Linked DNA regions of Mus musculus: all the other regions are linked to region 1. The links are chromatin loops, found by intact Hi-C in ENCODE. Cell type or tissue: heart. All regions are shown on one strand. Each heading gives the region's core, and the rest is flanking DNA. Links, peaks and the distances in the headings are about the cores only.

Evidence for each region. Peaks named below come from ENCODE experiments on the same cell type or tissue, not always from the same donor. Only the 100,000 strongest peaks of a DNase experiment are listed, where the experiment ranks them.
Region 2: a loop joins it to region 1, with 7 times the contacts of the local background. A loop is called at or near these places in 2 of 42 quality-filtered maps.
Region 3: a loop joins it to region 1, with 2.6 times the contacts of the local background. A loop is called at or near these places in 3 of 42 quality-filtered maps.
Region 4: it touches region 1 in a loop (4-fold over the local background); 7 of 42 quality-filtered maps call a loop at or near these places.

Annotation. Positions count from the first base shown.
Region 1 is chr4:48,275,529-48,283,590 of GRCm38, forward strand. It overlaps Erp44 (endoplasmic reticulum protein 44), which reads right to left and starts at 4,061. Exons shown (of 12, transcript NM_029572.3): 1 at 3,856-4,061. The coding sequence starts at 3,912. It overlaps Invs (inversin), which reads left to right and starts at 4,232. Exons shown (of 17, transcript NM_010569.4): 1 at 4,232-4,447; 2 at 7,698-7,827. The coding sequence starts at 7,722. In heart, for the core only: no CTCF peak of the experiment used is centred there; a DNase peak (open chromatin) is centred at 4,183; H3K4me3 peaks cover 2,535 bases; H3K27ac peaks cover 1,959 bases.
Region 2 is chr4:49,516,295-49,524,356 of GRCm38, forward strand. Mrpl50 (mitochondrial ribosomal protein L50) reads right to left here and starts at 4,789. Exons shown (of 2, transcript NM_178603.4): 1 at 4,668-4,789. The coding sequence starts at 4,759. It overlaps Zfp189 (zinc finger protein 189), which reads left to right and starts at 4,882. Exons shown (of 3, transcript NM_145547.3): 1 at 4,882-5,301; 2 at 6,104-6,188. The coding sequence starts at 5,269. In heart, for the core only: no CTCF peak of the experiment used is centred there; DNase peaks (open chromatin) are centred at 4,857 and 6,487; H3K4me3 peaks cover 3,231 bases; H3K27ac peaks cover 1,484 bases.
Region 3 is chr4:47,468,030-47,476,091 of GRCm38, forward strand. It overlaps Alg2 (asparagine-linked glycosylation 2 (alpha-1,3-mannosyltransferase)), which reads right to left and starts at 6,338. Exons shown (of 2, transcript NM_019998.3): 1 at 5,910-6,338; 2 at 1,804-4,429. The coding sequence starts at 6,257. The coding sequence ends at 3,530. It overlaps Sec61b (Sec61 beta subunit), which reads left to right and starts at 6,632. Exons shown (of 4, transcript NM_024171.2): 1 at 6,632-6,724; 2 at 6,883-6,980. The coding sequence starts at 6,722. In heart, for the core only: a CTCF peak has its summit at 5,791; DNase peaks (open chromatin) are centred at 6,312 and 6,612; H3K4me3 peaks cover 2,903 bases; H3K27ac peaks cover 2,194 bases.
Region 4 is chr4:48,221,512-48,229,573 of GRCm38, forward strand. The region is part of intron 4 of Erp44 (endoplasmic reticulum protein 44); the gene reads right to left. Among named protein-coding and RNA genes, the nearest start is that of Mir1958, 12 kb to the left of the region's middle. In heart, for the core only: a CTCF peak has its summit at 3,819 (motif pointing right); no DNase peak of the experiment used is centred there.

The DNA of each region.
Region 1 (8,062 bases), core at 1,500-6,499:
AAAATACTAAGTCTTCTTATATCAGCATAAGAGACAAAAATTAGAATTATCTTAACACAATTTGTCTGGTTCTGAAGATCATACGTTTTATATGATTATAAAGTAAATAATAAGTTTTTAGAATCCTGACTTGAAAGATAAATAAGCAAATTTAGCAATACATACTGAGCTAGTGGTTAAAAAAAAAAATCACAAAAACTGAATTACAGATTTCTATTAATAAAACAACAGAGAAACATCAAAACAACATTAAGAGGCTACAAATAGTAATACCAAGAATGTGAGATGCTCTGTATCTATATCTAAGTTACCAAGGGAAAAATGAGATGGGAAAGGAAGCTACAGACTTTAGCTTAGGCTGGTAGCTGATCAGTGGCACAGTGTGTGCTCAGGATGCTCAAGGCCCTGGGCTCAATTCCAGGCAGCCTAACGTTTTACAGGAGACACAGAAACCAACTCGCATGCATGGAGCTCATGTGGTTCCAATTTGAGTGACCAGTTTTTAAAATAAGACACAATTAGGAATATTTAACATCAAGTAGTATCTGAATACATTTGTAAGTGTCACAATAGTGTTTCGGGGGGAAATTAAACCAGTGCCTGGACTCTATGACATATAACTGGGGTACAGCCCAAGCAACTTTGTGTTGCTGTTTATTTGTCTGTTCTGAGATGAGAACAGAATCCAGGATACCCATGAACTGTGTTTTATTAAAACTGTCTCAACTAATTTTAAAGAGCAGCCCATAGTGTAACCCATAGGTTACATTTAAAAAGTTATATAAAAAGGATAAATAACCCACCTGCTATGAATCTAATTAAGGGCTTCCAATAGTATTTTTTTGAAGATTGAACACTTTTATTGTTGACATTAATGACTAAAACTGACACCTACAAAAATCTTAAAAATTAAACTCAGCAGACTCTACCAGTGTTTACTTAGCTCTCTAATTACTTAGCTTCCTAAACCAGGTACTATTTTCTTGGCTTCCTATACATATAGAAAAATAAAAAAACAAAAGCAACAGTAATGAAGGTATTAGCTTATAGAAGCCCAGGACTACCAGAGCTAGTAACAACCTAGAGTCTTAGAATCAAGAGATTAGTGAGATGACATCGTCAATAAAACAACTGGAATAAAGGGTTAAAATCTCTAAAGTTAACAGAGAATATCTGACACAACTCCATTCAGATTTATCCATCCCTCTCTTACCTCACATTTTCAAAACTTACACACGACCAGCGCAGAGAGCACAAGCTAGGGAAGGTAAGCAGAAAAGAAACCGCTTCAGTTCTCAAGCAACCTGTCTCTGACACAAAGGAGAGAGGGCCAATAGCACTCAATGAAAGAGTCATCACAGAGTCTGTGGTTTGATGCCCATGCAGGAAGGCTTTCAAGGCATACAGTGATGTAGTCTAGAATACTTTTTTTCCCCCTAGAATACTTTTGAGATAAGGGGAAAAAAATTGTCATTTGATTCCTGAAATTTAGTGTTATAACTTCAGCTATTATTTTATGATCCCTACATATTTAAGAAGGTCTTAGTAGGTCTTTAAAACTGAGGTAGAGTGCTTCTTACTATGGTAAGAGGATATATGGATGTTGAGAGCCAACCACTTAAGGGAAAAAATGATGACCTAAGCTAAACGGGAGCTGGAGTTTTCTATGTCTGCCTGTGAAAGGCATCAAGTTGAAGCCTGAAGGGAACTCAGAGGATTATTCATTAGACAGGTGGGATACTGAGTAAGCAGGTTCCGTCACTGTGACTGAATTAGCAGTCAGACAGGCTACACACTGTTGAGATTAAACCAATGCTCTATGAATATTTGCTAAGCTAGTTTAAGACGAGTTTAAAATGATTAGAACTAAGTAAGCAAATACTATGCTCACATGGGCGCTAACTTGACTTGTGCTTCTGGTTTATGAGAACTTCTGAGGCTTTGCTTTCAGACCATTCATCTTCACAGGAGTTCTCTGAAATGGCTTCTGGGCTTCTTCTGGTCCTATCATCTATCTTTGCTTGGAAAGACAAACACACAATGTGTTTTTAACTAGACTTTAGGAAAATGTAGGCTTTATTGGAGAAGAAATCTTCACTTAGGTATTTAACAGGGTTGATAAATTCTCTAGAAAAAGTCTGTGTTACTTAGAAATAAATGTCCTCATTCTGTTTGGTTTTGTTTGTTGGTTTTTGAGACAGGGTTTCTCTGTATAGCCTTGGCTGCCCTGGACCTCACTCTTCTTAAACTTAGCTCTAGTGACATTTTCCTACAGAAATGTTTCAATGTTTCAATTTCTTAAGAATGTTGATCTTTGAACTTCTCAGTCACCTAAAAATAATTTCTAACAGACAACTCTTTTTAAGGCTGAGGAAAAGATTAGTAATTAGTATCCTTAAGAAGTATATGGCCTCTTATTAATGCAACAGTTCTAGAAGGTGCCACAGTACATAATAACACACATACACACACACACACACAGAGAGAGAGAGAGAGAGAGAGAGAGAGAGAGAGGAGGGAGGGAGAGACAGAGAGACAGAGAGTGACAGAGACAGACAGAGAGAGAGAAGAGAGAGAGAGAGATCCTCTATATAGAAGTAATTTACTGCTATATACTTACAAGTGCTAAGAAGACATATGTGGCCTCGTTTATACACAACTGTAGCCTTCAGAACTATTTTCATTTCATTTAGTTTACACTACTTTATTTTGAAAAAAGCAGAGTATTATATATAGCTTTTTAAAAAATGGCTTTCAAGCCATAATGAGAATGAAAAGTATTTTAAGTGCAGACATTAAACTTTTTATGTGATACGGGGGAATACACACTACAAATTAAGAAATCTATTTCTAGACTCAGTTTCGCCTGTAACCAACTACACAGCTTCTTGCAAGTTAATTATTATTCTTAAGCTGTGAAGAAAGTAATTTATATTCAATGATGCTAATCTTAGCTTTCTAAGAATCTACCACAATTCAAGTATTCTCAAATGCTGTCATTACGGTCCAATTAAATTCCTCTCATGTTCACATATGGAGTTAGACCTTCAGTTTTTGTCTCAATTTGACCTTAAGAAGAGGCCAAGTAAGTTGCATACTCAAGATAGACTTCAGAAGAAGAACTGGGGGAAGATTCTTTTCTAAGATGGGATGGTGTTGGGCAGGCAGGGAAGTACCAAGCACCTAGGTATGCAGGAGAGCTGGTTATTCTCCAGTTCAGAGCACTGACCAAGATTTATGTATGCTTCTAGGGTGCAGAGGTTGCAACAAGGCTAGCAGGAGGCTCTAGCAGAGCCTGTCAGATAATCACATCCTCCACCTTTTCAAATTCCTATTCTCCCAGTCGACACCAAACCAGACTCCAGTTCCGGGTTTCCAACCAATCACATTAAGCCACAACAGAGGGCTTTGCCAGCCGGTTTCAAGGATCCAGAGAGAGATTCACACGACCCCAACACCTGTCGGCTTCTAACGCCCCTCCATGTGGGAGAAAACATTAGGTGTACCCTAGGTCCCTTAGGATTCTGGTGCCCCAAGCAGGTCCTCAACGTCCACAAAACTGAAACGAACTCCAGGGGCCTCAGCGGTGACCTCCCTCCCACGGATCACTCACTCCCCCCAAGGCGAATTCTCCTATTTGCAGGTTCCAAGCCCTGACTGTGCTTTCGCAGGCCTTGTGGACCGCAGGCTTAAGGAGCCAAAAGAACGGCCAAAGTGAAGGTAGTGCCCGGGGGTGCACGCCTCGCCAGCGGAGGAGAGTCGAGGCAAGCAGGGGGCTGCACCGTTCCCCCTCGCGGAGGGCGGGAGGCGTTCAGGGACACAGTCGGAGGGTTTGTCACCCCGACATACACTCACCAGGAGCAGCAAGGAGCATCTGAGGTCTGCTAAAGACAGGAAGACCGCAGGATTCATGGTAACGACGGGGTCGACGGCGGGGTCAGGAGGTGGCGGCTGGGACTGGACCGGGCTAGAAAAGGGCTGGGCTCCGGGGCCGGCGGCAGCGGCACCTCGTCCTCTCGACCCGGAGCTCCAGCGGCGAACACCCGGGACAACTTCCAGAGAGGCCTCTCACGCCCTCACTTCCGGGTCCTGCCCATCTCGAAGCACGTCGGGAAATGTAGTCCATACTGTAGTTTCATTGACCATGTCATCGGAGAGCTGGGACTCTCTTTCCCAGTAAGCCCTGTGCCCACGACGGCCAAGCCATCTGTGCGCGGGGCTCTTCGGGATTGGAAGGGACCGCGTACCTCTGTGCCTCCGGGACGGGAACTACAATTCCCAGAGGGCTGTGCAGCCTGGAGCCCCAGGCTACTTCTTCAGAGCTCCCGGGCTCTAGTGTCCTGGGGTCTGTTCCTGTGGGCGCAGTGGCCTGGCTTGGCGGTAGGGGCGGCCCCGTGAGGGTTGTGCCTCCTGGGGCGGCCCCGGGACGCCATTCTTGGAGTCAGGGGTGAGTAGGAAGCGGTCCAGCATCGGCGGCTCGGGTAGGATGGAGAGCACCGCCCCGGGCTGCTGCTGCGTTTTCTTGGCCCGCCTGATCTGAGGTGTGGCCTGAGCCTCCATCCCTGGCCTCCAAGCTGCTGCCTCTTCTTTCTGTGCTACTTCCTCCGTTATATAAGGAGAATCACCACTGGGGCTTCGGTCAATCACTTACCCAGGGTTGTTTCAGAGGGTCCGTGAAACGAAGAGAACAGGGATGGGAAAGCATGCTGTAAACTGTAAAGCGCAGTGCCCAAGTGGCCGTGACCACTTCTTACAGTACAATTACGAAGTAACCAAGTAATAAAGGATTTTAACTTGGTGTATGGTAGCTTTCCAGAATCTTCTGTGAACATCCAGCTAGATCCACGTGCCTGGAAAGTTAGCCACATCATCACTACTTAGGAGGCATTCTTCATTTGTGATTCTCCCTACTCCAGTTCTTTGCTTCAGCCTTCCTGCTGCCTGAAGTGGCCTTACCCTTTTTCTTTCTGGCTTGCCATCTCAAGTGTCACCACTTCTGACATTTGATTCCCCTGACATCTGTCACAGTCACCAAATCTTTCTTCCTAAGCAGAATTTCTTTTTTCTGTGTGTGAGCTCAGCACCACTACGTTTGCATAGCAGTAATTAGAGTGTTTATTGCACAGGCTTATTTTATAATTATTTAATGATGATGATACATTTTAAAGCACTAACAAAGTGGCTTTGATTTCTTTCTATAAAAAATTATTTATTGGGGTGGGGACAACAAGGAAATGAGCATCTCTGCTAAAGGAGAAGAAGGAGGAGGAGGAAGAGGAGGAGGAGGAGAAAGAAGAAGAAGAAGAAGAAGAAGAAGAAGAAGAAGAAGAAGAAGAAGAAGAAGAAAATGATGAAGAACTAGCAACAGCACCTAGAGGAATGGCTTTCCCAGGGAGACAAAATTAAAGTGTAGTGGAGCCAATACTTAAACCCACTATTTCCTAAGGCAGTGGCCTTATCAATGTAACATTCATCATGTTCTCTGACCAAACCCAAGTTTCATTAAAATAAGAAATTGATAAACAGTAGGATTGGTTATGGTGGTATATGCTTGTCCTCCCAGCACTTGAGAGGTTGAGATGGAAGGATCAGGAGTTTAAGGCCAGTGTGGGCTACATAATAAATTCCCAGGCAACCTAGTCTTTGAATTTCAAGACCCTATCTTTCAAAAAATAAAGGGAGAGAAAAGAAAGAAAAGAAAGGAAGGAAGAAAAGAACAGAACTCATTATTCCCTGAAGCTAAACTTTGGTCTGATTTACCCTTTGGACTTGAGACTCACCCATGACATTTCATAGCTTTCACTTAGCACCAGCTGAATACCTATTACTGTGCTGACTGCTAGAATTGTGGTTAAGCAATATAATTATTAAAGAAATAGAAATAACTATTTTAACATTTTTCAAAGTAGCAAGTAAGGTTTTTTTGTGGTCTAGCAGGCCTAAAACTCTGTTCACGTTGGATCCACAATGATGTTTTAGAATTCAGAACAGTACCTAGAATAGTTGGCACTCTACTTGTTAAATAAACAGTTAACCGTTTTAATTTTTCATATTTACTAAGATCTAAAGACACTCTGTGATCATTAACACAACTGAGCCAGGAACTCAAATGTAGTCTACTTTCACTTCACTCATTGTTTTGTAGTCTCTCAAGTGATTTTGCTACAATCCTACATGACACTCTTCGTTCTACCATGTCAGACATGCTCAGACAAAACAGAAGTGGCTCCCAACACTTCTGGTTTTTTGTTTTTTTTTTTTTTTGCCAGATGTTTACTAACATTGTCAGCAAATTAAATGAAAAGCTAACCTTTACTATAATTTACTATTTTCTAAATTAGAACAATTCAATAATCCTTGTCAGTTTCGAAAGAACTACGTCAGAAACATATGCAAGCATGTTTAAGGCTTTCTACAATGTCAGATTTTAGTAAATGACAATAAAATCACAAAGTATAATGGTTCCAATGGTAGCCTTTTGCTAGCTAATCCCACCTACTTTGGTAATCTGGCCAGGGCATATGTAGTTTGTTTTTTTTTTTATTCTGATCTCAATTACTATTATTAACTCTCATATCAAAATGGCACACAGTAAATATGCAGATATGTGGTTTATAGAATGAATACAATGTAAAGAAGCTATGACAGTGCAAGCTCAGGAGTGGGCTGATCAAAAATTCAAGCATATTCTGTCTTGATAAGTAACAACCCTAAAACAGTTTTAGAGCAAGCCGTTGGCTGTTCAAATCAGACCACAAGAGAGTCAGGGTAGAGGGCAAAGATGTAGTTGGCTGCAGAAACAAGAGGACAGAACCAGATTAGAAGAGGAATAGTGGATTTGGGTCCAGACAGGCTCATAGGTGGATGGGCAGATAGCAGTCAAGTAGGCCAAGTCAAACACCCAGGGACCCAGCTGACCCTCAAGGAAAGCTAAGAACTGTGCTTGCCAGTCCTTAGTGCACACATCCACTAGAACTCAGAAGATAGTCTGGTGGGGGGTCATTGCCCCTGCGTTGCTGGGTGTCTTCCACCCCATGGTTAGGAAGTTACAACCCACCCTTGGTCTGACATGTCCAGTAAGTGGCTTCCTTGGTATGATTTTAATATGCTCATATCCTCCCATGGTCTCAGTATACCTTGAAAAGTGTATAGGATGCCGCCCTCTCTGTTCTCAGGAGTAAGTCATTGATCAGTCTGTGCTTCAGTGGTAGCTGGGCAGGAGTTAGTGTTTTACTTCCATCCAAGAGCACAGTCATCATCTACCCTCAAAACAGAGTTCAAAAGCAGCTAATAAAGTGGAGTGTCTCAGGACCAGGCACAGGCCGAAAACCCTCCATTTTACTCAATATGGAGTAACTTAAAGCAGGACGCTGGCTAACCTCAACAAGTATTGTATGGAATCATATGACCTTCGAATGTATTAATCTTAGAAGTCAATGTGACTTTTAAACTCTATGCCTAATGGAAATGTCATCTTTTCTCATTCCTTGAGAAAGATCTCTAAAGAGCCCAATTTTCTAATCTATAGTTAAGCAAGTTGTACAGAAGCCATCCAATTTGCCATGTCAGCAGTTGTAGAAGTAGGAGTGAGTTTTTAAGTCCTATTTAAATATCTATAATAAATCATATTTGGCACTCACAAGACAGGTTTGAGAAGTATTTCTGCTTGTACTCACTGTACTCAATTTCTGTTTCAGGTCACTAGGATTGTGGAGAAAACTATGAACATATCCGAGGATGTACTCTCTACGGGGTCCTCATTAGCATCTCAGGTTCATGCCGCTGCAGTTAATGGAGATAAAGGTGCCCTTCAGAGACTCATTGTTGGTAAGCAGTCCCCTGTAAACTTAGATGCTGTGTCTGACTGGAGAAATGGTTTATTTGGTAAAGTTGTCTGCCGCACAAGCATGAGGACCTGAGCTGAGAAGCCAGTGTGGTATATCTGTAATGCCAATTCTGATGTGAGGCAGACAGGAGGATCTTTACAACTCATGACTGGTCAGCCTGGCTGAATTGATGAACTCAAGGTTCAGTGCCTGTGACATAGCTTAGCAAGTGAAGG
Region 2 (8,062 bases), core at 1,850-6,849, 1.2 Mb after region 1:
CCATTTTCATTCATTTTGCTATGTCAATGGAAAGGGAAATAGGACTCTACTAAAGTATTCTAAGGTAAACAATAGACCGAAAGAGCTTCCATTTTTGAAGAAAACTAATCGCTATTTCAACAAACATTCTCCAAAGAGTTGTTTATTGAGTTTTGGCTCACTCCCTCCCCATAGTCCTCCAGTCCCTTCCCTAACATTTCATCGCTTTCAGAATAAAATGAAATTCAGGTAAAAGACTCAACACTCCAAAAGATAGAATAGCTAAAAATTTAAAAATTGAGGACTAGAGAGATGGCTCACTTGTTAAAGGTAAGGCTCATAACCAAAACGTCAAAATAAAAACCAAACTCTAATTATATGCTGTCTACAAGAAACTTTTTTTCAGAATCAAGGGCTACATTAATCAAAACTGATAGCAAAAAAGGTATTCGATGGGAATAGAAAACAAAACAAAGTAGGAAGAGCTACACCTCTATCAAACCAAATAAACTTTTAAAGGTTATTAGATAATTAAAAAAAGATCAATTCAATTTAATTGGATATAAATAAACATGTACCCAATACCAGAGCACCGAAACATACTAAGTAAATATGGACAAGCCTGAAAAAATAAATCACCAAAATAACTGAACTCAATAATACATGTTCAACAAACAGTGCTTAGGCTATTCACATAGAACACCAATATCAAACATCTTTTAGGATAGATTACATTGTATCATGGAAGAAGCCTCATGAATTTAGAAGTTCAAAATCATACAACATAGCCTTACTGACCACAAAGGAAAAAACTAATCACCAGAAAGGCAAGAGAAAAAGAATATTAACAAATGTATCAATACTAAGCAATATACCGTTGGGTCAACGAGGAAATAACAAAGGAGCTTCCAGAGTATCTCGTTATCATAAAGGGCCGGAGACTTGGCTTTGTGGGTAAAATGCCTGCCAAGTGCGGTGGTTTGAATAGGGATGACTCCCATAGATTTGAAGGATTGGTCACCAGGGAGTGGCACTATTAGGAGGTGTGGCCTTGGTGGAGGAAAATATGTCTTTGGGGGGAGGACTTTAAGGTTTCAAATGCTCAAGCCAGGCCTAATGTTTATTTCTCCTCCTGCCTGCAGAGATGTAGAACTCTCCAGCACCATGTCTGCCTGCATGCCACCATGCTTTCTGCCATGATGATAATGAACTGAACCCCTGAAACATAAGCCAGTCCCAATTAAATGTTGTCCTTTATAAGAGTTGCCGTGGTCAGCCTCTCAGGAGCCTGATATAGCTGTCTCCTAAGAGGCTCTGCCAGAGCCTGACAAATACAGATGCAGATGCATGCAGCCAACCATTAGACTGAGCATGAGGTCCCCAATGGAGGAGTTAGAGAAAGGACTGAAGGAGCGAAAGGGGTTGCAACCCCATAGGAAGAACAACAATATCAACCAACCAGACTCCAGAGCTCCCAGAGACTAAACCAACCAAGGAGTATACATGGAGGGTCCCATGGCTCCAGCAGCATAGCAGAGGATGACCTTGTCGGGCATCAATTAGAGGAGAGGCCCTTGGTCCTGTGAAAGGTTGATGGATGTCTCAGTGTAGGGGAATGGCAGGGTGGGGAGGTGGGAGTGGATGGGGGAACACCCTCATAGAAACAGGGGGAGGGGGAGGGGATAGGGTATCTCAGGGGAGGGGGAACCAGGAAATGGGATAACATTTGAAATATAAATAAAGAAAATATCCAATAAAGAAGAAAAAAGAAAAGAAAAGAAAAGAAAAGAAGAGAAGAGAAGAGAAGAGAAGAGAAAAGGAAAAGAAAAGAAAAGAAAAGAGTTGAGTTGCTGTGGTCATGGAGTCTCATCAATAGAAACCAAAACAACCAAACATCAGGACTGTGTTCAATACTCAGCATCCAGGAGAGAAAATTAACAGAATGTGTACATGTTTGTAGTCAGAAAACTGGAAAGGAGGTCTCAGGGCTGGCTAGTCTAGTCAAGTCATAGGGCTCCAGGTTTAATGAGAGACCATGTCTTAAACTATAAAGCAGGGCATGCCTGAAGAAAACACTCAACTTCACACACACAACACATACACAATCACACACACAGACACAATATCTTGAGTTGGGTGAAAATGTATAACATAACAGTGCTGGCTACTTTTCTGTCACCTTGGCACAGCTAGAGTCATCTGGGGAAAGGGAATCAATCTCACTTAAGGAAAGGCCCCCACAAGACTGGCCCATGGGCCAGCCTGTGCCCGAGGTATTTTAATGATTAATAATTAATGTGGGAGTGCACAGGTCACCTTGGGTGGTGCCACACTTAGTCTGGTGGTCCTGTGTGCTAAAAGAAATCAAGTAGAGCAAGTTACACAGAAGCAAGCCAGAATGCAGCACTGCTCCATGGTCTCTACATAGTTCCTGCCTCCAAGGTTCCTGTTTTGAGAGCCTGGCCTGACTTCCCCAGATGATGGACTGACCCCAAGCTGTAAAATAAAATAAACCCCTTGTTAGTATCAGGCACACCCATGAACAACTGGAAGCGACTTCACAGCAATCAGGTGTCTTTACAGGCAGCTCTCAGACCCAGAGAAGAGACATGTCCTCTCTAGAAGACAGTGTAGCTGCTGGCTCCTGCTGTGTCTATTCACCCTGCCCCCCTCTCTCTTTCCTTCCACACTCTCCCAAAGGCTGCCTCTGACCCCCTCCCAATAAACCTCCCATGTGAGACCTGCTGCACGGTGTGATTTATTTAGAACCGTGACGCTTATTTCTAACACTCCTTCCTCCTCAAGTTGCTTAGGTCATGGTATTTTAATCACAATAGAAACCCTAACAAAGACAATAACAAACATAAAAAGAAAGCCAGCACTAAGGTGAATTTATAGTAATAAATGACTACATCATTAAAGATTTTAAGCAACTTAATATTGAACCACATGAAACTAAAAAAAAAAAAAAAAGAAAAAAATGTAAATCCCAAAGTTAGCAAAACAAAAGCAATCATAAAGAGCAGAGCAGACACAAATCTCATAAAAAGAAACCAACAAAACTAAGGGCTAATACAGAAAACCTCAAAACCTCATGTAATTAAAATCAGAAATATACGGCGATACAAGAGATGTTTCACAAATAAAAAGTTACAAGAAGGAGCTTTACAGGCTGCAGAACCTAAAAGAAGCAGTTAAAGATCCCAGGTACATATAACCCTAAACCAAGAAAGAATACAAAGCCTCCGCCAGTCAATAGCAATCAGAGACATTTAATAAAGAGTCAGAAGTCGAGGGCTGGAGAGCTTTGAGCTCAGAAGTTAAGAGAACTCGCTGCTCTTCCAGAGTGCAGTCCTCAGCACCCACCTCAGGCTGCTAGCTCACAATCTCTTGTAACACCAAACTCAGGGGATCTGACGCCCTCTTCTGTCCTCCGAGAGTATCAGCACACATATATTTATACATACACATATGGACATAAATAAAATAAATCCTCAATAAAATCAGTGGTTTCTCTAGAGAAATAATAAATCACCCCCCCCCAAATGATCAAGAAATCTGGTTTGTTTATAACAGCAGGAAAAAAATATTTAGGAAAAAATAACCAAGCAGGTTAAAGATCTATACTCTAAAACTCTAAACCATCCATGAAAGAAACAGAAAACACACATATAAATGAAGAGACAGTCCATGTTCAATGACTGTTCCATGTCTGCACTACTTAAATACTTAACTCAAAAAAATCGAATGGCTTTTCCCAAAGACATAAAGAGCAATCTTAAATTACGAATAGCTGCAGCAATCATGAGCAAGAAAAACATGGAAGAAATTATGCTTCAAGATTTAAAATTCTAACACAGAGCTATGATGATTGACAATAAACAAAACAAACAAACAGAACGCAAAAAGGGATGTAAAAAGGTGGGATTGGCCTGACTGCTGAAATCTCTCCTCTATGTGAATATACATCACTACATCCATTTACACCTTAAAGAACGGTTACCTGAAAAATGAACAGTTTATCACCAACTGCCCCCCTTCTCCTATGAGGACAAAGATTTGGTCTAATTAACCACTTTATCTTTAATATTTATCATATAGTAAACACTAAAATATCTGTTGAGTGAAAAAAAAAAGAAATGAACTTGGGACATCTGACACTAACCAGGGAAAGGTTAGAGTTAATACATGGGGTGAGGATTCAAACTTCTAACTTAATACGTTCGTTGTTCTCTGAGGTCCCAGCGGTTAAATTTTCAGGCCCTAAATATTATCTAAGTAATATACATAGATCCCACAGGATGCAGTGAGGAAAACTGTGGATAAGCAGTTAAGTCACGGGGCTTCTGGATCCACCATGTGCGTGCTTCTCTTCAGTGGGCCTCAGTTCCCTCCCGTGTGGAACTAAAGCGTGGGAAAGAGAGTACTGCTGGGTACACACTTAGAGACACGGAAGGCATTTAGAAACTATTTGTTGTATGCATCAGTGAAATCTGGGAAAGCGCACCGTGTTGCCGTTAGAAGCGGTCCTGCCAATCGCAGAAACGTAAGCTTTTAGCTCGGATCCCTACTCCACGCTAACTCCTGAAGGCTCAGGACCAGGGTCCCATCTTAACCCTCTGAACTCGTCCCCTCCGCTTCTGATTACTTACGTGGAACTTAGACCATTGAGAAACACTCAGATTTACCTGGATCGAGACCAAAATTCTCTACGTGTTGCCAAGGGAAGCTTCCACAGCCAGCCTCTTCTTGCTAACCGAGACACGATCAGCGCCGCCATTCTCGACAAGCAACCCAAGAGCGCCAGACGTGCCCGACTCAGCCAATCAGATGAGAGCTTACTTCAGCGGCCCCTGACGTTGCCCAGACCTATGCATTCCGGGAAATGTAGTTCGCTTGCCATTTACGGAAGAAGGCGGTGGCTCGCTCCCTGGGCATGTTGGGAGTTGTAGTTGGAGCGGTTCCGCGAAGGCTCCGGGTAACGCCTTCTGGTCCGGGGGTGGTCGGTAGTAGTGCAGCTTGACTTTGAGGCGGAGGAATTGGCAACAAGGAGGAGATATTACAGGGAGACCCTAAGGCTAGGCAGCGGGACAGAGGACTGGGTTTGGGGTTGGAGGACAGCCAGACAGAACGTCTGATATGCCCCTAGGAACTTGACCGCTCCGAGACAGAGGCAGGACCACACCAGACCCATCCGGTGAGCCCCTTCTCGCCGAGCCTTATTTCCAACAGCCATCTAGGCCTCATCAGAGCCCCAATGTCGTGTGGCTGCTATTCCTGAACGAGGCGATGGCGTCCCCAAGCCCACCGCTGGAGCCAAAGGTGAGTTGCCCTTTCAAGAGATCTCCGTTATTTCGCCACTCCCAAGACAGCAAGGCCGCGCCATCACCTCTTCCCCTGTCCCCCTCCTGGCCATTTCTACAACTCTTAAGAAAGGACCCCAGTCAACTCCTGTGTACCCCTTGCTGCGGGACATACCCCTTGCTGCAAGGTGCTTTTAGTTCACTTACAAACTCCCCAAGGCCCCTTTTTCTTTTTTCCTTTCTTTCTTTTTTTCTTTTTTTCAAGAGTAACTTGATAAATCGGCTGGGGAAAATTAAGACTGCTCCAAGTTAGATCTCATTTATGAGTTTCTCAGGTGAGGCACTTTTTTCTTTCTTTTCTTCTTTTTTTTTTTTAAATCTCGTCTGTCCTCTGCAGCTAGCACAATGTCTGAACTCAAGGTGAGTGTTTAGAAAACCTAATGGAACTGCGTCGAATTGGGTCCCAAGCTGGTGTGGGTAGAAGCTTGGGGCGAACAGTGAGGCCAGGGAACGTTGGGGTGGTCTTAAGGCTGTTAACTAAAAACAGTCGTGGTATTAGTGTGTAATAACGAAAGCAGAGAAGACCTTCAGTTTGGAAGGCGTGGATCTAGACCAGTCCAGATCCTTTTCAGTGTGAGGTGCCATGAATTGAGCACCTTTTGGAACTCTTACTTACCGTGTTCCTCCTAGTGAATGGGAGCATGGTAAAGTGACAATAACTTCTCCCACTTTCAGTGGAGAGACCACTGGAACTGACTACAGAGAGAAAACAATTCCAGCAGTGGCTGACATTTGAGGCTATGGCTATGTTTCTTACTCAGGAGGAGTGGGGTTATCTGGATCCAGCTCCGAGAAGCCTGTATAAAGATGTCATGATGGACAGCTACGGAAAGCTGGTCTCGCTGGGTAAGAATGCACGCTTTTTCTAACTAAAATATCTAATAAGGTACTAACACTTAAACCCAGAATGCGTCAAGCAGTGTAACTGACACCAGCACTATTTTGTCCCAACCTTCTGATTCGGATCTTTCTACAACTCTGGTCTCCCTCGCTTCCTTGTTAGCAAAGGCTGGCTTTGGCAGCTTCAGAATCTCATTCCCAGACGGCTCTGTTGGCTCTGTACTTTCCTTCCCGGTTCATCTTCCCACGGCTCTCCTCCCACCCTCTTTTCACTCTGCCTTCTGGAGCCTGGGCTGCTCATCACACAGTGTTCCTTACCGCTCCGGCCTACACTGAAAGCTGGCACAGAGCCGAGCACACCACTTCTCTGGCAGACCTTCAAGTGGGGGCTGCTCATTCTCCCGGGTCCTCCTTCCTCTTGCTTTGTCTCAGGACTGGGAGGCAGAAGTTAAGTGTTCTCCCAGCTCTCCCAGTGCTTGTCCCAAAGCATTTATTTTTCCACCTTCCAGGAGCATGTCCTCATGTGGGGTCAGCAGTCCTGTTTCCCCCAGTGCTCCTGTTTATCATCATCTGTCACGACCCTCCCACTCCCACTACCTCCCACCCCCACCACCTCCCACTACCACCCCCCCACCACCACCACCCTGCTTAACCCAGTCATTGAGTGAGCTGCAGTGGGTCTTGATCCTGTAAACTTCAGGAACCCTGCTTTCCATACCATTGACTCTGGCCTTAATTTTGTTATGACAAGCAAGTCTGAAAACACAGTATCCTGGTCTCTGACCACTGTTGACAACTAAACAAAGAGCCAGAAAGGCTTGCTTCTTGCCCTGGTGGAGCCTAACTGCAGCTTACATTTCCGTCTTTCCTTCACCTTTCCACTTGAAGCAATTCATTCATAATGCATTTTCCGTCCCGTGATGTGTTCATGTCTCCCCCATGGTTTCAGTTCTCCCGACTTGTGAAGATCTCTTCTAATTGCCAGCATGTTGTCTGGCCACTTTGATACTATTGCTATACTTACTCTGCAAATTTCAAATCATGTATCTTTTATAAGATCTGTCCCTTCTGTCCCCTTCTACCTGATTCCCAAGCATCGCAGGATCAGTGTCCTACAAGTATCTAGTGAGGAGGGTTTTTTGTTTTCTTTTTGTTTTAGTTTGGTTTGGTTTGACTTCTTTGAGACGGGTTCTCACTGTGAGGCCCCGGTTGGCATGGAACTCACTCTATAGACCAGGCTGGGCTGGAGGATCAAGCGAGCCTAGGGCCTTGTTGATGCTAAACATCTTCTCTACCAGTGAAGTACAGCCCCAGCTCTTTACCTTAGTAACCCTTGTTCTAATATAGATTTATATCATGGTCTTCCCAACTTGGGGGAAAGAAAGAAACTTAACTGGACCAATGGCTCCCTCATGCTGTTTTCTGTGACTTACTACATTTCTTTTGCCCGTCAAGGTTTTATTAATTCCTGTGTATTTTATACAACTCTACCTTCTCATGTCTGTGATTTTTGTCTTGCCTGCTCAGACTCCTCAGACACATTTTGGACCTTATTCTACCTTTTTATGGATGTTTATGACTTTGTTTTAAGACAGGTTTTTGCTTCAAAGCCCAGGCTGGCTTCAAATTCACAATCTTCTTGCTCCAGTCACCCAAATTACTGAGACTTCAGGCATGCCCCCACTGCACATCTGTTTAAAGCTCTTTATAGCTTTTTTTCTGTTTGCTTGTGTTCCTTGCTCTCTATACCCTTTGCTCAGAGGGCCTTCCCTGTACTCAGATCATTGGCTGCCACCACTCGATGGTAAATCTCATCTATGAGAGGTAATATGGCACCCACCTACATCCTACGTGTGAATCTGACCTCTTCCACTGCCAGT
Region 3 (8,062 bases), core at 3,063-8,062, 810 kb before region 1:
TGTTGGAGTAGGTGTGGCTTTGTTGAAGGAAGTGTGTCACTGTAGGGGCAGGCTCTGAGATCTCCTATGTTCAAGCTATGCCCAGTGTGGTTAATAATCTCCTTTGCTGTCTTCAGATCAACTCTCAGCTCCCATTACTGTTCTGTGTCTGCCTGTGTGCCACCATGTTTCCCACCATGATTATAATGGACTAGATCTCCAAACTGTAAGCCAGCCCCAACTAAATGTTTTCCTTTTTAGAGTCATGGTCGTCTCTTTGCAGCAATAAAACCCAAACTTAGAGTAAGACACCAGGCTTCGATTACAGCATAACTACTTCCCAGATACACATCTGATTTCCCACCCGAGGTACTTGTAATTGCCTTTGAAGGATGTTATGGCCACTGAGGGTGAGCTCTATACCACAGGGAAAGGTTCAGAGGCCATGGGAACATTATGAGGGAGGAAGAACAGTAATAATGCAGCCTGCCACTGAGCAAGTTCATACCTTCTGTGTGTAAGGCCATCCTCACCCTAACTGGGTGTGCATGTATGAGGGGCGTGGTATTCATGTCTCAAGCTAACTGAGAAATCCTGGCCAGTCTTGAGGTTTAGAGGCTAGATGGGTTGAAGCCTGCCTCTGATACTTTCCAACTGTGCACACTTGGTTGTGGCTTTCATTTGTCTGGGCCTTTGAAGATGATGGAGGATTAGACCAAGCTCAGACCACCCAAAGATCAAGAGGTAAGTAACAAGGGGCCCAAGCAAGCATGGCAGCAGTGCTGTGGAGGGAGGTTCGAGGCAGACAATCATGGAACTTGATGACTGAAGCAGGTAGGGTGGGGTTCCAGGCTGTGATAAAGCAAATAGTTTACCCTCACTGATCCACAAGGGGGCATTGGATTTCATATGAGGATTAAATGAATGTCTACTATGCATCTCGGGCAGCACGCTGAGAAGTGGTTCCCTAATGCTAGAATTACTACTGATGAGGCCACAAGTCAGTTTCTGTGGTCCATGCTATTTCTCTACTGAATGCAATTTTGCAAATTCTGGACACCCTGTGGGGAAAGCTCCACCGTTAGCTGTTTATCTAGGAGCCTAGAGTCAAGTCATTCAGAGCAGGTGGGACTCTGCAGTCTGTCTACGCCTGGGAAGTTTTTTGTAATCCCACGGGCTCAGGACAAGGAAGACAAGTGCCAGGAACCCAGAGTTCATTTTAGAATGATAAACGCTCATAAGCAGCAATAGATTTTGTGCTTGCAGTGAGTAAGCCCTTACCACAGATATGTGACCAATTCTACCGGTCTTGAATCAAAGGGTCAGAGCTTTTTTGAAAAAGGGTCAGGTTTTGCCCGAAAGGCTCTAATTCTCCAATGTATGAACCAAACCACAGACTTGGGAAGACCTACTTTACTGGATCTTCCAAAACACTAGAGAAACTAAATTCCAGAGCCAGGCGTCCCATCCTTACTTGTGAAGCTTCCTTTTGGTATCGTGCCTGGAAAAATGCTCTTGAGATACAGATTTAAACTAAAACTACAGCTCTATGGAGCCTCAACAAAGTGGTCTCTCCCTGTGGCCTGAGTTCACATGGAACTTCTAGTTCGTTTTAACCTCTAAAGGTAGTGGCTAACATTTATACCATGTATTTCTTCTGCACTGTGTCTACTGATGAAATCTGTCACAATCACCCTTCCAGGGAAGCGTGACAGGGCAATTACCCCACTTCGCAGATGAAGAAGTGAGGTGTTAAGCAGAGATTACTGCCCTCTAAGTCCGGCAGGCTGTTCGGCTCTGTGCTCGCAACCATAAACTGGACCATCTGATTACAGATATTTATTATATTCTTACAGGTGAATTTAGCTTTAAAATTGCTTTAATACTTGCACTTACAAGCAACAGGTAAACAACAACGAACAGTTATTACTGGGCAGTGTCACAGGGATAGGGGAGTTGAGAGGTGGGGTGGGGGCGGGGTGTCAAGCAAGCTTCACACAAAGGCATTTACGTGAAGGACAGGAAACACTGGCATGCTAAACTGCAGAGAATACGATACAAACACTACGAGGGCTGGAGACACCAACAACATTAAGAAACACGTCTGAAATATGAAGCTTAGTATATAGTTCAGATGCGGAGTGTCCCCGGTGGTGGCCATTCTTGGTTGTCAACTTGACTCCATCTGGATTGAACTAAAATCTAACAATGGAGGGCACACCTGGGAGGGATTTTTGCTTAACTTGAAGTTGGCAGGTCTTCCTTTAATTCTGATCTTCAAGTGGGAAAACGTACCTCTAGTCTGCGCCATGCCTTCTGCTGGCAGCCTATACAAGGACATGGAAGTAGGGAGCGTTTGCTCTTGGCTTGCTTGTCCTTACCTTGCTGGCAAGTCCATCCCTTCACCGGCGTCAGAGCCTACTTTGGGATTCCAGTGTATACTGAAGATCAGCTGAGACATTCAGCCTCCTGGACTGAACAACTACTGGATTTCTGGACTTTCTGTTCATTGTTGGATTAGCTGGACAGAAGCCTGTACGCCATTTGTTCTTCTTCTTCTGGGAATTCATTCTGTTAAGTGCTGTTTGCTATTTTAGAGAACTCTAATACAGTTCCCAAAGGCCTGTGCCCTGAGGCCTGGTCCCCGGCCCACACTGAGAGCCACACTAGGAGGTGACAGGACTTTTAGTAGTGAGGGCTAGTGGAAGAGAATCAGGTCATCAAGGGATATTTTCTAGAAAGGGATATGGGACCCTTTTTGTCTTTGCTCCCTGCCTCAATACACTGTTCTGGCACAGGCTCAAAGGAATAAGGCCAAGCGTGACACGGTAGGCCAAAACATGTGTGATGGTGTTCCTTCATGTAAACTATCTCATTTATCCTAGTCTTCTGACTTCAGGTTTATGTATTTAACAAGATGAAGTCAGAGCATCGGGCTCAGATCTAATGTTCTATTCTCTTCTGATGCCAAACATATTTTATTGTCAAGTTGCAGTAAAAAACAAAACAAAACAAAAACCAAAACAATAAATAATACTGAGTACTCTTGTTATAGATCCAGCCAAAATTCTAACAAAAATTTTCTAGCAGCTACTAGAGAACACTTTAAGTAAACCGAGCTTGGGAGCTGCAGCAGCCTCGTTCCCATTACGCTCTGAAGTCAAATCAATTGACTGTGACAATGGTAAGACCTACACTACTAAAGCCAATTAAGGCACTGGATGATCAAACCTTTATATATAAAGGAACAATAATCCAGGAAAATAGAGTTAAAATAGTCTGCTAGCAGCAGATTCCTACCATACTTTCAACAACACTCACGAGATACGGAATGATTACAGCATTAAGAATATTTCAGAAATGACAGGTAGGTGTGGTGGACAGGTGGCTCACATTCAAGACTCAAGTCTACTTAAAAAAGAAAATCTCACTAGCACTAGATTCTAGCTCCTTTGTTTCCCCCTTTCTTTTGGTTTCAAAGGCGTTTCTACAACCCATAAGAGGGATCGCAGTGCATGTAGCATACAGACTCTACACTGTACTCTCCTGACTACACCAGCTTCGTGACATACTGGTACAGCTGGTCTGCAAATGCATCAGCTGAAAACTTCTCCGCCACCCTGGCTTTTCCAGCGAGGCCCATCGTGGCTTTTAAGGATGGTTTGTGGATGAACTTCTCCATGGCTTCTGAGAAGTGCACTGGGTCTGGCTCACACAGGAACCCCGTGACCTTGTGGACAATGGACTCCAGGGGCCCACCGTTATTAACAGCGATGACTGGGCACTGCATGTACATGGCCTCCAGAGGGACGATGCCAAAGTGCTCGTTGCTCGGAGTGTAGAGCACACACAAGCAGCCGTGGAGGAGTGAGATCTTCTGTCTGTCCGAGAAGGACCGCAGGAAGGTCACATGACGCTCAAGGTCTGACTCTTGGACCATTTTCTTCAACTCCTTATAGTGCTCCACGTTCTCCGGGATCCTATCGTCATAACCACCGGCCATGAAGAGATGAACCTTATCCCACTCTTGAGATGGTAACCGATTCCGAAGCTGCACCAAGGATCTCAGTGCCAAGGGCAGATTTTTCTTCCTTTCGTATCGGTTGATAGAGAGGAACAGGAATTGCTTCCCCTTGGGGACGAGGTCATCTATCTTTTCAGGAATAGCCAAGTCAAAGCTGCCGATATTCAGAGATGGGTAGAGCACATCAGGATTTCTGTGAGACAGGGTCTTGAAGGTTTCTTTAAAGACGGAAGCAGTGTACTGGCTGTTGACCAAGATGCGGTCTGCCATGCCTGTGGTGTATTCCTCGATCCAGTCGATGGGGGCCCTGTAGAACTTCTTCAGAGCTGAATTTCTCTGAGTAAGCAGCAGATCTGGGAAGTGACAGTAAAATAGGACCCTCTTACGCCGTCTGGCCAGTTTGAACACCGGGATACAGGCAGACACCTAACCAAGGTAAAACAGTAGATAAGTGACTGGTCGCCTTAACCTCCTTGGCCATAAGCCTTTTCCTGGTTGACTAGCTGCCTGGTATTACTGAATCCATAGGACCTGGGTAAATGTCTGCATTAACCATGAACATACGGCTTCCTCAGGGTGGTTCAGTGCAACTCAGGATCATAATTAAAGATTCCCTGGAGCAACTGTGGCTATTTCCACATGTCAGCTTAGATAAGAGCACTGGGTAGCCAAGTATAGACCTTGGAAGAATAAGGTGACATCATTGTAAGTAAAGGCTGGAAACTGTTACTGACATTTACAATGACCATGACTATCAGGAGATTCCTCAGAGGACTGTAAGAAGTGAAATAAATGCAGTATTAGGATGTCATATCTAGTGTCACACCTAGGATCACACACACACACACACACACACACACACACAGCAATGTTAGTGTCTTTTAGGGAAGACTGAAATATTTACAGGACAGGGGACTTTCCAGTCACTGAAGAGACTGATGTGGATCTTGAATATCAATAAGCAAGATGTTTCAAATTTTTGCAGAACAAAAGCAAAAAGTCCAACAGCAGGTAAACTGGATCCCAGCTGTGTACATATAAGATGTAGCAGGAAACAGACACATATACTACCAGGGCCACACATCACTTCTGGAAGGATGCAGAAGACACTGTTGACAATGGCTCGCCCTCTCAAGGATGGGGACAGGGAATTTTTACATTATACTTCCTATTTGAACTTTTACTCCTGAGTAAATGTTACTTCTTAATTAAAAAAAAAAAAACACTGAGGACTGAGGGTTGGCTCCAGGAATGTTGGGTATGGCAGTGCACACCTGTCCAAAAGTCTAGCTCAATCTTTCAGTTCCAGGTTCAGTGAGAGAGCCTGACTCCAATGTTCAGGTGAATATTAGCTGACCTCTGGTTTTGATATGCAAGCTCAGACACTTGTATAGACAAAATAACTGGATTTTTCTCCAAAGACCAATGGGGACCCTAATGGGGAAACGATATGTTTAGCTTGACTTTAATCCGTGGCACTGCTAAGTACTGGAATGGCAGTATTAGAAAGACTGGAAGGGTGGGATGGATGGGACCTGAAAGCAGAGACAAAGGAATAACGGAGAAGAAAGAAGAGTAAATTGAGTCACATACAAGGTGTGGCCGGAAGTCGTCTTTTAATGCCAGCAACCACCTGGATCCAATCATTTTAGTCCCAAGGCTAAACATTTAAAATGCAGACACATAAGCCCTACCTCAAGGATCTTCAACGAAAGGAAGGGGGCGGGGGAGAGATGTCCCTGAGATCTGCCATTTTAAAGGGTCTATCCATACTAAAATTGGTGGCCGTTCTCTCCCTGGGGACTCCTGCTGGACAGTTCCTAAAAACCTAGAACAGCGGTCCCTCCCCCCCTCTCGGCGCCGCCCCCCCCCCCCCCCCCCAGCCAAGAATTGGTGGCGGCCTCACCTGGTCGCACACCACCACGTCGAACTCCTCGCCGGAGAGAAACAGCACGTAGAGCGCCAGAAAGACCATGCGCACGTAGGAGCAGATGGCGGCGCCGCGGCCGCCCCAGCCCAGGCTGCGAGGCAGCCAGTCCCCTGCGCATTGCACCGAGAGCTCGCGGGTCTCGATGAAGCAGTGGTTCGGGTCGTAGTGCGCGGTCCATATCTTCACATCACAGCCGTACTCCTGCAGCGCCAGCGCCGCGTCCAGCACTAGGCGCTCGGCTCCGCCTATACCCATGTCTGGGTGCAGAAACAGCACAGATGGGCTGTAAACCCGGGAACGGGCTCGGTACAGGTTTTCGGCCATGGTAGATGAGCCGCGCTTGCGCTCTCCGCGCGAGCTTCTGCAAGCTCCTGCAAGCTCCGCCCCTGGCCCCCTCTGGCTACTGAAAGCCGAGCCAGCGCAACTACGCCTGCGTTAGTTTAGGCCACATCAGCGATAAGCTTGTGGGCGCTAAGAAAATGCCTGACTCAATTTCTCATGTGGACCTGTCCAAAGCTTGCAATTTGGTGATGTTTGACCATATTAAGCACGCTAAATAAATTACATAAAAGAAGCGAAAGGGCTGTACTTTCACACGGCCCAGTTGTTGTCGGCGTAATCTTTACAGGCATATCTCAGGACAGCCCAGTCATCCAAGAGTCTGCGAAGGCCCTGCCAGCCGGCCGGGGGGCGGTGCCAGAGCCTGTATCTACGAGAGTTCTGAGTGCTCGGCAACTTCACGACTTCCCTCTTCCTGCCTCCTGTGCCCACCGTTCTTAGGCATCAGCATGGTGCGCGGTCCCCGCTTCCATGGGGTGCACTAGCCCCTATCTTGGTCTTCCTTTCTGGGACCTCATTGCTCTTCCCAGCTTCTCGGGTGGGTGTGGGGTCGGGGGTGTGAAGAGGATTTGACCCGCGATGTTCACTGTTTGTCTGCTTCCCTCTGCAGCCGGGTCCAACGCCCAGTGGCACCAACGTGGGCTCCTCTGGCCGCTCTCCCAGCAAAGCGGTGGCCGCACGGGCTGCGGGATCCACTGTTCGGCAGAGGTAAGTGGCTGGGGGCTTGCGGGGGACGCCCGGTTATGGCTGGAGGAGGCTAGGTACCCAGGGTTGCATTGCATTGCTGGAAGGAGGAGTTCCAGGATGGAAAGATTAATAGGGGCCGAGTGAGCCCGAGCTGACGTGGCCATCTAGTTAGTTAAAGGCCCTTTAGGAGGGAGGCATGGTTTTCCTCTCCTTGATCAGCTGCACGCACCACTTTAGTTAAAGGTAAATTAGACTAGGATCAGGAATAACTTTAGGAAAAGCGTTGGCATAAAGCTGGTGTGTCTGAGGCTTTACCTTTCAGTCTTCCATATGGAGGTCCCATACACACTCAGTTTAACAAAATGTGTCTTACACAGTCTGTCACCCTGGTTCCCCATCCCAGCTGTGTGTGTGTCTTTCTTTTTAAGTCTATTTTGTGTATGTGTGTGTATTGCACGCACCTGTGTGTGTGTGTGTGTGTGTGTATGTATGTGTGTGTGTGCGCGCGCGCATCTCTTTCTTGCCTGGTGTCCTTGGAGGTCACCTGAAACTGCAGTTATGAATGATTGTGAGCTACCATATGAGTACTGGGGACCGATTTGGGGTTCTCTGCAGGAGCAACAGGTATTCTTAACCTCTCAGCCACTTTTCCAGCTTCAGGGTCTCCTTATTTTTAAATGTCACTGCTTATTTATAGAAATCTAGAAACTCCAGTTATTTATCTTTTTTAATTTGGTGTGTCTTCTCTGTACAGTCATATGCCATATTTCATAGGAAGACCTCACTACTTTTTTTCCTCCATTTCTGTCCCCCCAGTTTAGCCCTCAACTTCTTCTGCTTTGAATTTACACCACTATTCACCCTCCAGTTGCTCTTCCACTTAGGTTCTCTGTAAGTTTCTGGTGGTGCCTGTTAAAAAAGGCTTTCAGAGGGATTCCACGCCTCTCCTTTCTCCCTCCTGTGAGCCAGCAATTCTGAGCTTACTACCATTTCTTTCCTTTTCTTTTCTTTTTTTTTTTTTTTTAGTTAGTTAGTTTCTTTTTAGACATTCCCACACAACCTAGGGTTGAACTCAGATCATCCTTCCTTCACCTCCTATGTGC
Region 4 (8,062 bases), core at 1,761-6,760, 54 kb before region 1:
AAGAAGCCCTTGCTGACAGGAGCCTGGTAGAGCAGCCCCCTGAGAGGCTCTGCTAGAGCCTGATCAATAGATATGCAGATGCATGCAGCCAAACATCAGACTGAGTGCAAGGACCCAAATGGAGAAGTTAGGACAAGGACTGAAGGAGCTGAAGGGGTTTGCAACCTCATGGGAAGAACAACAATATCAACCAACCAGACCCCCCCTGCCCCCTGAGCTCCTAGGGATCAAACCACCAACCAAAGAATATACATGGAGGGACCCATGGCTCCAGACTCATGTGTAGCAGACGATGGCCTTGTCAGGCATCAAAGGGAGTGGGGAGGCCCTTGGTCCTGTGGAGGCTGGATGCCCCAATGGAGGAGAACACTAGGGCACTGAAGCCAGAGTGGGTAGGCAGGTGGGGAAGCACCCTCATAGAGGTGAGGGGGGGGGGAAAGATGGGGGTTTGTGGAGGGAAAACTGGGAAGGGAGATAACATTTGAAATGTAAATAAATAAAATAACCAATAAAAAACCCACACATATATAAAACAACACACACACACACCACACACACACAAGCTCTCACCAAGCAAACAGAACAGTTTTTAAGAGTTACAGAGGCAATCTATTGACTGGAAAATATATGTAAGTTAACACTGAACAGAGTCAACACTCAAAATGTATAAAGAATTCAAAAAAGTATACTGTGAAAATACAAGTAACTCAATTGAAAAGTGGGTAAAAGATCTTAATAGATAGTTCACAAAAGTAGGTCTATGTAGGTATATGGGGGAAATGCCACCACCACCAACCATGGGGGAACTGTAACTTAAAACCACAAGGAGAGACTAAGACCCTAAAGAAAGAAATATTGTATTACCTCAAAAGGAGCAGAAAACCATTCAATAAAATTCAACATCCATTCACACTTCAGAAATAGAAGTGAATGGCTTCCTTTATCTGAGAAGAAGATATTTAAATAAATACCAAATAACTTGATGAAACACTAAAAGCTTTTGCCACTGATGTCTGCTTAGACTTTTAGTGTAATATGCTGGCAGGGGCATATTTACATTTTAAAGAACAAGCACGCCAATCTACAGCAGGTGCTTCACTGCCACACATCTACTGCTTCACTATAATAACTAGCAAAAATTGAACATTTTTTAAAAGTATATTTTTAAAGATATCAAAAATCACAAAAGCCACAATGACTAAAGAAACTGAAATGTCCCCCAAAGAAAAGACCCTTTCTAGATAGCCAAGATCACAGCCACATTCTTCCCTAGAGGTTTCCTTTTAGAAATTAAATCGGCAGTTGCAGTTTAGGACTCGGTGTTACTCCTGCAAAAGCAAAAGAGACAGAAGCCATGAAGCCTTTCCCAGACAACACTCCTGGCCCAGCAGAGGAGCCTGCGAGGGCCTAAGACACAAAGCATAGTCTCAACGGGCACTTACTGAGTGCTAGGGCAACCCAGGAGACTGAGGGTGGGTGTGGAGGAGAAGCAGGCAGAAAACAGAGGAGGGCTGCTCTAGCCTGGGGTGCTTAGGGGACAATGTTTACTCAGGCAAGGAACCTGTAACCCTGAGTCAGGATCACACACTGCCACCAGGCTTGACAGATTTTGGAGTCCCATATAGACAAGAAAGCACTTTGAGGTTAAATACATTTTGGGTTGTTTTTTAACAGGGTCTCACCATGCAACCCAGGCTGCCCTCAGATTTGCTATGTAGCCAGATTAGCCTTGAACTCATGATCCACCAACTTGTATGCACCATCATACCTGGCAAGATCATGGGTTTTTATGACAAACTAGGAGAGAGGTACTTGTAACATACACAAGAAACAAATGATCATATGGATAAAAAGAAAGAAAGAGAACTGCATTTTAAAAGGACCATCAAAAAAAATAAGTGAACTAAAGAAATTGTTCAATTTATGAATCACAGATGGCCAATAAACATAAAAACATGCTCAGCTGTCATCAGGAAGCTATTGATTAAACTACCAGATGAAGGTTTTTGTCCACCACATTGGCAAAACCAAAACTAAATCCTCAAAATCTATACTGAAAATATCAAGCCCTACAAAGACCCTGTCCTGTACAACTTAAGTGTATAGTCAGAGTTAATATAAATGAGGTGAGTGTCTAAGTTTCCAGCAAGGGGTGAACATATCTGGTCTTTATTTTACTCCTACCAAGGGTCTGGCAGAAAGGATTTGTGACAGACTAGCACAAAAATGACTAGTCTAATAGGAGTAACCGTTTTATTTTAAATTTGCAATCTAAGAACCAGTTTGAAAATGAACAGTAAAAGATTCTACTAGAGACAATATAATGTTTTCAATTTTCTTTTTGTAAAATAACATCTTAATTAGTTCTTTGAGAATTTCATACAATGTATTTTGATCATTTTCACCCCTCTCCCATAACTTCTCCTAGATTCTCCCCAAGCCCTACCTACCTAACCAAACTGCATTCACAGTTTTGGTCTCTCTTGTTTTCCCCTTTTAACTTTCTAAACCTGATAAATCAATGAGTGTAATGAAAACTTAATACACTAAAAGAAAAAGGTTTTATACAGCAGAGGATACTAAGATCAGAGAGACCCTGAGGGCCTGCAGTTCTATTAACAGCATTTGAATGCTATCCTGTCTGTGATAGCTTGGCCAGATAGCTATGGGGTTGGACTTTGAAAATATTCACCCAGCAGGAACAGAAGTACTGTAAAGAACTGCTGCCCGACTCCTGATATAGGCTGCCAGAGCCTGTTTCCATACTCTGTCATTATAACCATCAGGCTGCCTTAAAAATCTGGTTATGAAGAAAAAAGTTACCTAATATTTGAAGACTATTAGGGGACTAGTCAGTGAGTTAATTCTCAAACATCACGGTAGCAGGTGTGCTGCACAATGAGGTAACTTTTAATTATTAAGAAGAAAAACCCTTAAAATTACATTGATCAGTAAGTCCAGACATAAAGGTGACTTTTCATAAGCTTTGGCCAAACGTGATTTTAAAATAATTACAGCTTAACATTTTAACAATGTAACAAAGAATGACTTCAGGGGTATAATAAATGCTTTTTAAAAAATTAACTAGATAGATCAAATGTTAAAATGGATGTCAAAGGAATTAGAAATTTCAGGAGGTTAATAACTTCATGACTAGAAAATTAGCATGTACTTTGCTTCAATGGTCACTAAGTTTTCCTTGATGAATTCCTCCTACCTGTCTCACAATACCCAGGAGGGTTCCAAATAGGGCAAGTATGTCATCTCTTGTCCCAGCTATGGCCCACTACTATTATCCAGGTCAGTCCAAGGAGGCATATGGTTTCATCAGAAGGTTCTCACTGCAGAACCCAGGAGAAGGACAACTGCTGTTTCCGTATCTCTTCCTATTCTCAAACCATAGTGCCCTAAAACAAGCATCCTCCCCAAGAAACACCATCAAATAAAACTCCAGACAGAAACATTAAGTGACCTTGAGGCTTACTTTCCCCGAGTAATGCAGTGCTGGGTGGTTTTCTATATAGTTGTTTATTTTCCAACTATTTTTACCGGGACCAACAGAATTCTGTCTTACACACATGAGCTAATTATATTTTTTGCGTTCTTTATGCAGGATTTATGTACAGGTCTCATAAAAGCTTAATTTTAAATAAGGAAGGTTCAAGTAGCACTGGAAGACAGACAGGTAAGAGTAACTTGAGCATATGGTAGCATATTGTCTAATTCAAGGACAGAGAGCATTCCAAAAAATGCTCATGGGAGGGTAGATGATTCTGCACTGACCAACAAACACTGAGTGTCCCTGCTTAATGCCATACAGACTGTAGCCACTGGAGGTCAGTAGAGAACCTGGTCCCACCAGGGGCAGACGGACAGGACCTTCCATAGGGAAAGGCAGCACTAACATCAGAATGGTGAATTCTATTCCCACACTCTCAAATGAGGAGACTGCAGATGGCATGGATTCATGTTCTGCAGTACAGGCAAAAGTATGTTTGAAGCATGTGCATACACACATATACGTGGAGATACAAAATATGCATATTTGACAAATGCTTTTAGAAAAAAACTATAAAGAAAACTAATCACTTGTAATCCAGCCACCATTATTAACTATTCCTAGTCTCTACAGAAAAACCACTATTAATATTTTAGTTTTTATCTTGCTGACCTTGAATAAAACCTACTTAACTAGCAATGACGTTTTAATTGAGAATAAAGCAAATTCTCCAGCCAGTCAAACAGGCAAGTGTGCAGTCAATCACTGCATGGAGACATGTAAACGCTGACTCAGCTGGCATGAGTCACACGAGATCCTGAGTGCATTTCCCTTCCTTGTAAGACACACAATACTTTCTGCATGTGGAGATAAAATAGTTCCTTATAATCAATGAAGTTAGATGTGGAAAAGTACAGAAGAAACTCCTCACATGTACTGTTAGAGACCTGAGATAACCAATTTAAAGTACCAGTGTACCTGTCATGCTCCAGTTATTGGTGGGCATTCAATAATCCATTCATCTATTCAATTACCACAAGTGAACAAGTCTACCTGCTAGATACCAAAGTTGGTAAAGATCACTACAGAGGTGAGGCCCATAGTCTTACAAGGCTCACATTTTACTGATTTATTTATCGAGACAGTATTTTACTATGTATCCTAGCCTGGATGCATAGCCTGGACTCCCCAGTGTAGGCTAATAAACTATATGGCTGGCCTTGAACCCAGAGATTCATCTGCTTTTGCCTCCGAAATGCTGAGGCTGAGCATAAGTGCCACCACACCTGGCCTTCTATTTTATTGCTACCACTGTAACTAATGTAACTACTTCCAATATTACCCCTGTCTACACAGGACAAACTCTTAGAAAAGCCTTAAAACCCCCAACAAATAGCATATACACCAAAACCATGTTTCAGTGTGGAGTTCCTTGGTATAGTATAAGAAGCTGTGATTCTTGCCACCCCATCTAAGGAATACACAACAGCATATATCCTGATTAGAGATGTAGTTTCCCAAGTCCTTTAGACAGAGAAGAGGAGGAAAACTGTCAGAATAATGGCAAAAACAAGACCTGACATCCTGCTCTTCCGTAGGACCAGTAAGACTACCTGTTCCTGTCGGCTCGGGGACAGAGACAGTTGGGACTGAGTTCAATTTCTGTTTCTTTTCTAGTAGTCATGCCTTCATTTTCCTTTTTCTCTCCCTATTTTCCTTATAGTTCATTCATTTCCTACAATGAGTATAGCAAATGAAAAATTTTAGGAGCTTAAAAGTGAAATATAAGTTCTACATTGGGGTTGCAATAAAATGAAACAGTAGGTGGGCTTCCTGATGGAAGTCCAGCTCATGTGCTAATAACCCTTTCAGCTGCACAGAGGAGAGCAGACAGAGATAAACAAGGGTGTGTGCAGGTCATTCCTGAAACACAAGTGCCGACTGGGTGGAACTACTCCACCTCCCAAGTCCTCAGCACGGAACTGAACCTTTCACACAATGTCCTTACTAAGAAGGGTACATAAGGAAGTGAGGTTAAAGGCAGAACAGAAGGCTGCCTGAGTTGCCAGTGGGTAGGAGAGGAGCTCCACGGAAAAGCAAGCAGCAAACCAAGTGAGTGGCTCCTGGAATATGCACTGAAATGAATTTTCAAGATAAACCAACAAACAGTCTTCTAGAGAAGACTTCCCCACCTGTTTTTAGAGATGAGTAGGTGCACTGCCTTCCCAAGAACGTCTTTAAAATACCCGTGTGATGCTTCATTTTTTTTAAATGGCATTTTATTTCTATACTGGCTTGGCTTGTAATTCTGTTGTTTCTCAACTTTATAATCTCACCTCATCATCAATCTTAAAGTGGGCTGATTAGAAAAGTGAAGATAGCATTTACAAATATTTCCCCAAATGGACTGTGCAAGATTCAGCTCAGAGAGATGTCACCTTTACGCATACCTGCCACACCATAGTGAGATCTTCCTCACACGCTTACCTGTCACCACACAGCTTGAGCTTACAGCGGAAGTACTACTTTTCCTTCAAGTTTATATCATATCCTGAGAGGCTTCCTTCCCTACCCCATCAGAGTAAGCTATGCTTATCAATATAATGCATCACATAATTAACACTGCCCCTTCAGAGAAGTTAAAACAGCATACAAGTGTATTTTGCTATATCTCTAGGACCAGTCACATGTCATTACAGAGAATTGGCACTTATGCTCTGGTTGAGTAAATACCACTAGCTAATTCAAAAGACTGTGGTGACCATAGCTGAGGCAATGTATGTAAGAACAAGCTGAACTCCACATGAGCACTCAATGAGCAGGCTCACCAGTTCATTTAGCTAGAAACTTTTCACAGGAGCCTCTCCAATACACACCACTATGACTCTGGATGAGACGTCTGAGTGAAGCAGTTGAGTCAGAACAAGACAGACAGCGTGAAGCACAGTGACAGGCCAGAGCAGACTCCCAGAATACCTAACAGGAGACTAATAGAGTGAGTCGTGCAGAGTCAGGATGACATCTTGATTCTGCAAACACCTTGCTAGGAAACGGGTCCTCTGACTCCACAGAGTTAATCCCAAAGCACGAGCACATGAACTTGTCTGTGCAGGATATGGTAAGGAGACACTGACCACAGGAAGGAAAACTGACTTTATTTGTATAGAGCACAATTATTTTCACTAGAAAGCTATGCAAATTCTAAATAAAAACTGCTGGAATTAAATTTCAACACAAAGCAATACAAAAGTGTTAATTTTAATCCCTACATATTAACAAAAAATGCAAAATTTTAAAATTTAAAAGCCAAAGCCATTTATAAGAGTATCAAAAACTGAGACATAGTTAAAAATAAATCTTACATCAGGCAGTGGTGGCGCATGCCTTTAATCTCAGTACTCAGAAGGCAGAAGCATGCAGATCTCTGTGAGTTTGAGGCTAGCCTAGTCTACAGAGCAAGTTCCAGGACAACCAGGGCTATACAGAGAAACCCTGTCTTGAAAAATAAAAACAAGTCTCAAAAAAGATGTGCAAAGCCTCGGTGTGGGAGGAACCTAGACAAACCCAAACTGAAAAATATTCTACAAATTATATAACCAATACTTCTTGGAATTGTCTAGGTTCTGAAAAATAAAGATTTTTTTAAATGGCCATAAAGAGCCAAGATCTGACAAGTCACTACCGTAGCCTGGACTCAGTGGAGAGCTGGCCACATCTGTCAGAGCATACTGAGGGCACTGGCCACATCTGTCAGAGCATACTGAGGGCACTGGCCACATCTGTCAGAGCATACTGAGGGCACTGACAGAGTCCTCACATAAGATGGCAGCGGTAGAGCCAAGTAAGTAAGAAAACATACACATATGTGCGCACATGCAATCAATCTAAAAGTAAAATAGTCTAATGTAGGTTGTATGAGTATCAAAGTACTATATGTAGACTGGAAAATGAGAAAAAAATTGCTGAAGCTGAAAATATTTAAATACATTGAAAGATTAAGAATGTTTGTGGATCAAAAGACTTAAGATTACTACAATAGTAACTTTCCAAACTGCTCTCAATGCAGTTAACTCTAATTAGAAACCCAGGATCCCCCTTTGTTGTTAGAAACTAACAAGCTGTTTCTAGGATTCATGGAAATTCAATCCCACTAAAACAGTCAAAGCCACTCTGAAAAAACAAGCACAAAGTTGGAAGATTTATACCGCTTGTTTTCAAGACCTTCCATAAGCTGTAACAACTCACAACATGCAGGATGAGCAGACACTAGATCAACAGTACAAAAAGGACCAGAAATAGAGTCATAAGGACAGGGCCAGTTCACTTCAACAAAGCTGCTAAGGCAGTTAGTGACAAAGAGGCAGAGGTTTTTTGCCAACAAGTAATGACGGATCTGTCTGGCAACTAAATACAACAACAGATCACCTACCCACTTTAACTCATATATTGTTCCACATATAAAAGCTAACTCCAAATGAACAATGGGCATAAGTGGAAATGTTCATACTGTGAAATGTACTGAAGAAAACATGGCAGAAAAAATTGCAATATTGGGGGAGAACA